2 separate regions of the Homo sapiens genome follow, and region 2 is linked to region 1. Evidence: read pairs that join two places in POLR2A ChIA-PET (ENCODE). Cell type or tissue: GM12878. All regions are shown on one strand.

Region 1 (4,000 bases):
GGGACGCCAGTCCTAACTTCCTTCTCTTCAGTTCCTCTTAGGGCCATTGGTATCCTGAATTTCTTAGTCCATTGCAAAGTTAAGTAAAGAAGCAGCAGGCTTGGTCCCTTTCCTTCCAGATGGCTTCTTAGCTCCTGAACAGATTTACCCACCTATACCTCAGTGACTAGCTCTGTGTACTAAAGTGTATTGGGAGGGCAGCCATTATTGGTCCATAAAAGGTCCTGCTTACCATTTTCCCCTAAGAGGAACCATTCAACAGTTTGGGGCTCGAGGGTGACCTGCTGGGCTCTAGAGAAGAAGCTGGCAACTTCTGTTGCAAAATAATGTTAAATTCTGCTTCATCTGCTTGTCTTTACGTTTCAAGAATACAGTAACTGTGTTTCTCTGATTCACCAATATATGCCCAGTGTCTAAAAAATTACCTGGCATATAATAAATGTTCAATGAAATTTTAAACATTGAACCTACTATATGCAGGTGAGTATGCTAGATCTGCTCTGTCCAATATAATAGCCATCTGTGGCTCTTTTTAAGTTAAATAAAAATTCATCAGTCACATCTTAAGTATTCACACACTGTAAGTGCTCAATAGCCATGTACAGATAATTGCTCCTGTATTGGACAGTACAGATATACAACATTTCCATCATTGCAGAAAGTTCTACTGAAAACCACTGTGCTAGACCCTTTACAAACTTCTCATTTAATTTCACAAAAATTGCTTGTGGCAAGGAGAAGTGTCTTTATGCTGGAGTTAAGAAAGTGAGGCTCAGAAAAGTTATATGACTTCCCAAAGTCATACAGCTGGGATTTGAATACAGGTCTGTTTGACTCCAAAACTTGTGGCCTATTTGTTGCAAAAGTGCTTAATACAAATTGGTTCAGTCAATATTATTATCTTTGAACAATGGAAGGAGAAAGTAAGTTTCAATCCAAAATAATTGAGTGACTTATACATTGACTTGCTGAGCCAATGGCAAAGTCAAGTTAGAATCCAGCAGAAGTCACCAGCTACAGAATCTAGATCTTTAGAACATGTCTTCAGATCTTCAGAACAGTGTTTCTTAAACTCTCTTGTGAAGGAACAGTTATCATCATAGGCTGGTAACAGTTCACCTACCAGCACCAGCCCATGAACCAGACTCTAAGTGGCACAGCCCTAGAAGATTGAGCCAGAATTTTACAGAGGTTTAAAGACCAAATATGCTGGTTTATGGTTACCTGTGGCCCACAGAGAATGGCAGCACTAACCTCAGGCATAAATGAGGTACCCACTGAAGCCAACATTCAAGAGCAATTCCTATGGGTTAACCATTGGGCTCCTTTCAAATGCAAACCCTCATGAAAGAGACTACAGTGCTGAATAGAGACCTCCAAATTCCAGGCCAAGCTCAGGATAGTCATGAGGGAATTACTAAAAACCTGGTATATAGGGCAAAAGCAGAATTAGGAATGGACTGATTTCAGGAACCCAGGCAATGGCAGGAGTTGGGCATTAAATCCTAAAAGAGAATCAGAGTGGGAGGGAATATGTGAAATCAGAGGTTAAGAAAAAAGTGAAAACCTATTCATGATTGCAAAGATATGAAACCAACCTAAGATCCCATTGACGAATAAGTGGATAAAGAAAATGTGGTATATATACACCATGGAATACTACTCAGCCATGAAAAAGAATGAGATAATGTGTTTTGCAACAACTTGGATGGAACTGGAGGTCATTATTCCAAGTGAAGTAACTCAGGAATGGAAAACCAAATACCATATATTCTCACTTGTAAGTGGGAGCTAAGCTATGGATATGCAAAGGCATACAGAGTGGTATAATGGGCATGGGAGACTCAGAAGGAGAGAGTAGGGAGTGGCAGTGAGGAATAAAAAAGCTGCATATTGAGTTCAATGTACACTATTTGGGTGACGGGTGCACTAAAATTCAGACTTCACCAGTATACAATTCATCCATGTAACCAAAAACCACCTGTACCCCTAAACCTATTGATATAAAAAAAAAATTAAAAGAAAGATGTGAAATCAAGGAAACTTACTGGTGAGCAGCATCCCATTATGTGAACTTGTGCTTCTGAACCAGTAACTTGAGTTACTTTGAGCCAGTATCAGTCACTTATACCTTAGTGCAAAATTAATTGATCAGACATTCTGACCTGGACCAGGGAAGGCAGGCAGAAGTAGCAGTCAAGACTAAAGCAGAAAAGGGAGAGCTAATTCTGCAGCCAGACATTTCCTGGATTGAATACCCAAATTAGTCCCTCAGCCTTTAAGTGCCTGAGGGCCAGGAGTAGACAGAGGAATGGAAAGTGTGAGACTTCTTTGTTCACACTCTTTGCCTAGGGGCCAGATTTTGCTTTATGCATTACCATCCGAAGTCCCAGGCCACAGTGAACATTTGGGCTTCGCTATGTGGATTTATTTAGATTTACTTTTTGTCCTGCCATATTTTAATCTATAAGCCAAACAGTTTTCTCATTAATCTTATTCCATTTCTGGAATTTTTCCTTTTCAGACACAACAAAAAGACCTGTCACCACAACAAAGAGGGAAGTGAACAGTGCTGTGAGTAAGCATGATTTTTACTTTTCTTTCTTACTTTCTTTTCTCTCTCAGCTTGAATTTTAAAGTAACCACTGTTCTATTAATTCATGGAAGGCAACTGAATAGTTCCAGCTTATAGAATCTTCCTGTTTGGTAGCATTTCAGCGAAGCCTCGTTCTTAGCCCCAGAACAATCATGCCATCTTTTGCTCGGTCTATATTCCTAAGCACTCCTAGATGATACTGCACTGGACCTCTGGTCTCACATAGTTAGAAACAGAGTTAAAATCGAACAGCAAAGAGAAGATATTCAACTGCGATGCAATTGACAATGGATGTTTTTGCAACAAACAATGATTAAGAAGTACATTGTTGTGGGCTCTGAGTCAAGAGTAATATGGGAAAAACACAAGTCTCTTCATGAGGTTGACAGGTTTGGAGCTGGAATCTGTGGAGGAGGAAGGATATGATCTAGGGGTCAGAAGAAGTGGGTTACTAAAATCATTAAGCCTGGTTGGATGAAAAGCTTAGACTCAGGGGAAGCAGCACATGATTGTGGGGGCTGGCAAGTTTGAAATGTGTAGGGCAGGCCAGCAGTCTGGAAACCCAGGCAGGATTTCTACCTTACAGTCTTGAGGCAGAATTCCATCTTTTCTGGGAAACCTCAGTTTTTTGCTCTTAAGGCCCTCAACTGATTGAATGAAGCCAACCTACATCATGGGAGATAATCAGCTTTACTTCAAGTTAACTGATAGCAAATGATAATTACATCTACAAAATACTTTCACAGCAACATATAGACTAGCATTTGACTAAGCAACTGAGCACCATAGCCAAGATGACACATAAAATTAATCATCACAGGCACCAAGAGATGAGGGGGGCAGTCTTGGCCATATATTTGGCTGAAGTAAGTCAATTTGTCATTCCTGCATGAGCCTTTATAAACAGAAGTAAGTAACCAACTACTATTTGGTCATTGGAGTTGTCCAAGAGGCCAGGGTTCTGTCTAATACCTGTTCATGCATGAACATGCCAACCTAGATTGCATGCAGACTACCAGTTTTGGGTTTTTGTTTAGTTCAGCAGGATTTTTCTCAGCTCACTGCCTCTCAAACTTTCAGCAACAAAAGGACATCTGTGATATCAGAATCTACCACTCTAAGTATTTGGATGCAATAGCAATGAATATCTGAGTAAATCTAGGTGGGGAGTGGGGGCACCCTGTAGCCAAAATGATTTAACAAAATCAAACCAAAATTTTGGAAATGATGCCTTGGTACAATGAAGAGACTACTTGAGGTAGGTTTGACTTATCTAATATCTTATTTTCTTTACCAATACCTAATGAGGAATTTAAATATTTCTAGATAGCTTTGGAAAGGTCCCTTAAAGAGGCACCAGCATACCACTGCCAGATCTAATCCCCCCAAACACTGTTTTCATCA
Region 2 (4,000 bases), 53 kb after region 1:
ATAAGTAAATGAAAGACAAATGTATATATATAATTTTGGAGGATGTATAATTTACTCATATGGCCTGAATGTGGTAATACTATGTATCATATTTCATGCAAACATAAACTGAATGAGGCTTTTTTTTTTTTTAAGACAAAGTCTCCCTCTGTCACTTAGGCTGGAGTGCAGTGGGGTGATCTCGGCTCACTGCAACCTCCGTCTCCCAGGTTCAAGCAATTCTCCTGCCTCAGCCTCCCAGGTAGCTGGGACTACAGGCGCGCACCACCATGCCTGGCTATTTTTTGTATTTTTAGTAGAGACGGGGTTTCACCATATTGGCCAGGCTGGTCTCAAACTCTTGACCTCGTGATCCACCCACCTCGACCTCCCAAAATGCTGAGATTACAGGCATGAGCCACTGCGCCCGGTCAATGAGGCTCTTTTATACCACTTTTACTACACTTATAGGATCATTTCTCAACTTGTGACTCTATCATCTTTACTGATTAACTGGACATCCAGTGGTGCCCAAATTTTCAGGGAATAACATGGGCATGGGCAAAATCTTGCCTTGTTAAGGTTAATGGTATTGTAAATTGTTAACTATTGCATTTAGGTCGGGCATGGTGGCTCACCCCTGTAATCCCAGCACTTTTGAGTGGCCGAGGCAGGCAGATCACTTGAGGCCAGGAGCTTGAGACCAGCCTGGTCAATATGGTGAAACCCATCTCTACTAAAAGTACAAAAATTAGCCAGGCATGGTGGCAGGCACCTGTAATCCCAGCTACTGCAGAGGCTGAGGCACAAGAATCACTTGAACCCAGGAGGCGGAGGTTGCAGATTGTGCCACTGCACTCCAGCCTGGGCGACAGTGAGACTGGAAAAAAAAAATCAATTGCATTTACACATTTTAATATCTGTCATTAATTTTATATATTCAACTTCATGTCCGCATTAACCAAGTTTTGCCTGAGACATCATACTTAAATTTACATGGCTGTTATAATAATCTGAAACAAATTGGTTTTTGAAGCAGTCGCTTGGGGTATTGTTAACACATTCATGAAGAGCAAACTTAGAAATGCCCATTATTTTTTATAAAATCTGTAGATTCAGAGAGGAAAATAAAGTTGTAAGTAGACATTTCTTCTTCTGAATACTCCAACCACAAGAAGGAACTGTATGAGCAATAACAGAATATTTTGAGATAATCTTTAGAGTATCTAAGCACTCAATCCCCATTCATTGAGTCTTGAAGACGCCCAATATGCTCACCACATTCCAGTCAAACAGCACTTTCACCAGAGATTTGAGTTACAGAGCTGGATAACCCCTCAATGCTTTTTTTTTTTTTTCTTTAGATGGGGAGTCTCGCTCTGTGACCTAGGCTGTGGTGCGATCTCGGCTTACTGTAACCTCTGCCTCCTGGGTTCAAGCAATTCTCCTGGCTCAGCCTCCCAAATAGCTGGGATTACAGGCGTGCACCACCACACCCAGTTAATTTTTGTACTTTTAGTAGAGACGGGGTTTCACCATGTTGGCCAGGCTGGTCTTAACTCATGACCTCAAGTGATCCACCCACGTCAGCCTCCCAGAATGCTGGGATTACAGGCATTAGCCACCACGCCCAGCCACCCCTCACTGCTTTTTAACAAATACTAACAGGTAAACTGTTTATCTGCTTGATCATAGAAGAACATGGACTCAATGATGAAGTATATATAGGCAATGGTCAACTTTGTTTTCTAATCCACACATACAGCTGATTTAAACCCATGTTTTCATTTACTGGTCAAGATAAAAATATGGAGGGAGTCTTGCTATTCATGCAAACATTTTTGTCTTTACCACACAGGAATCCTCAGAAAACCTCTGAGAACAATATGTTTGCTTGGAGTTAGAGAGGTGTCCAGTTAGGGGAGATGTTGGGACACTTTGCTCCCTTCCTACAGAAGGGATTCCCAAGTCCTACAGAAGAAGATTCCCCTCTAATGGAAAGCAGCACGTAGTGGCAGCATAAGCTAAGAAAACAATCAACTCCTAGGAAACTGTGGAGGACAGTAAGAGCCTGTAGCGCATTACAATGGGCATCCTGAGAAAGTGACCAGGGTACAGGGAGATTCTGCCTTTGGTGTATTATATATTAAATGATGTGGATGGATTAATGTTGTTAAAATATGGAGACTTCTTCCCCCGCCCTTACTCTTCAGCCCCAGTCCCTCCCCTCCTCACCCCCTTCAAAAAAGAAAGAAAAAAGAAAAAGAAAGAAAGAAAATGGTGTTAAAATATGATCCTATTGTTAAATGTTAACTCTTTGATTCATTTATAGCCTTCAACATCATACCTGGGTGATGTGATTCCTTCTTCCCTCTCTTACTTTTACATCCATGGATGTATGCCACAGAAAGATCTACAGCACTGTTTATTTTCAAGAATTCACATGACCCTTTAGATAAATTATTGTTTTCATTTTTGCCTAAGATACACAAGATATTATTCTCCAAGTAAATGTGAAAATACTGATTTCCTTCATTTCTTTAGCAAAGTAATTTTATACATGAAGGATTGAGTAAAAACAAATACCTTAGGAGTTAAAAAAAATGTAGTTAATAAGACAGCCTGACATAAATTATTATATACATTTAGTTGGTGAGAAAATAAGTTTGTGGAAAGAGATGGTATAGTGAAGTTGATAAACTTGGGGATTCTGGGTTCAAGTTTTGACTCCATCACTTTCCAGCTCTGTGAGCCTTGAGCTTCTCTAAGCCCCAATTTCCTCATCTGTAAAATGGGGATAATATGTATCTCATGTGATTGTTGAGAGGATAAAAATTAAATAATGTAAAATGCTTAGAGCAGTATCTAGTACATAAGTGCAGAATAAATGCTAGTTACTGTTATAATTTATGTAACAGTACCAATCATTAGACACAAAGTTCTTTGTGACTAATCCACAATATACCACTAAAGGCACAGATTAATGCCAGTGCCTGGTTTCTAGCACTTAAAAAAATAACAACCTGGTATGACAGATATTAACATTTCCACCTGCAGGTAAAAAAACGGTTAAAGGTAACTTAGGGCTAGCAGGGCAATATGAAGGTGATCAGCAGGGGCCAGGTGGTCAGGTTTAACTTGCCCATAATTGCTATTGAATGACCCAAGGTCACTTCCACTACTTGGTCTTATCTGGTTTTCACAGCACAATTTTTACATCCTTAGACAGCTCTCTCATTAGGAAATCAAGAAAATTCAGATCTGCTGGAGAAGGGATCATGGCCATATCTCCCAGGAATCCAGTGCACTTTTTGACTTGTTTACAAACTAACAGAAGGTTGAGTACAGAGATTCCAGACCATATTCAAAGTACACACCGGACACTTTTTTTTCCTCCTAAAGAAATGTCAACCTTATTAATATGCATGAGACTCATAGTGGATATTTGTTAAAAATGCTAATTCTTGGGCCATACCATCAACATCAAGGACTCCGGATTCAGAAAGCCTGGGACTTGGCCAAGGAATCTGTATTTTAAATATATCTCTAGACAATTCTGATCCAGATGACTGGACCACACTTTGGGAAAACTGATCTCCTTGATAACAAATTAACAATTTTAAAAATAGTACTTATTATTTTTTGATGATAAAAGAAAAATTAGAAAGTGCTCAGAACAGAAAAAATTAATAATTATATTTTCAGGAGATGATGACTGCAAATATAGCTGTCCTAATTTTTTTAAATAAAAGACAATAAAGGAAATAATGTATTTTGGGGGGCATTTGGTAGCCATTTTTCCATATCTCTTTTCAAGTTCTTACATTCAAGTGTATTGGTTGTTCAGTTTCACAGGTATATTCCTTTTATACCAACTCTTAATGGCTTTTATAAATGATTTCTATGTTTGAAATATATATAAATTTACTCTATGAAATCCACTTATATTCTTGTTGGGTCAGGAGATTGGACTGGATGTGTTTAAGGCCCATTCTGACTAAGATGTCATACTTGTAAGATT

Evidence for each region. Peaks named below come from ENCODE experiments on the same cell type or tissue, not always from the same donor. Only the 100,000 strongest peaks of a DNase experiment are listed, where the experiment ranks them.
Region 2: POLR2A ChIA-PET joins it to region 1 with 5 read pairs; 8 of 35 experiments call an interaction of 5 or more read pairs at or near these places.

The regions. Positions count from the first base shown.
Region 1 is chr9:5,560,638-5,564,637 of GRCh38, forward strand. It overlaps PDCD1LG2 (programmed cell death 1 ligand 2), which reads left to right. Exons shown (of 7, transcript NM_025239.4): 6 at 2,525-2,574. The region is part of intron 1 of INCR1 (interferon stimulated noncoding RNA 1); the gene reads right to left. Among named protein-coding and RNA genes, the nearest start is that of PDCD1LG2, 52 kb to the left of the region's middle. RefSeq lists a silencer at 2,527-2,626. In GM12878, no CTCF peak of the experiment used is centred here; no DNase peak of the experiment used is centred here; H3K27ac peaks cover 1,398 bases.
Region 2 is chr9:5,613,159-5,617,158 of GRCh38, forward strand. The region is part of intron 1 of INCR1 (interferon stimulated noncoding RNA 1); the gene reads right to left. Among named protein-coding and RNA genes, the nearest start is that of RIC1, 14 kb to the right of the region's middle. In GM12878, no CTCF peak of the experiment used is centred here; no DNase peak of the experiment used is centred here; H3K27ac peaks cover 79 bases.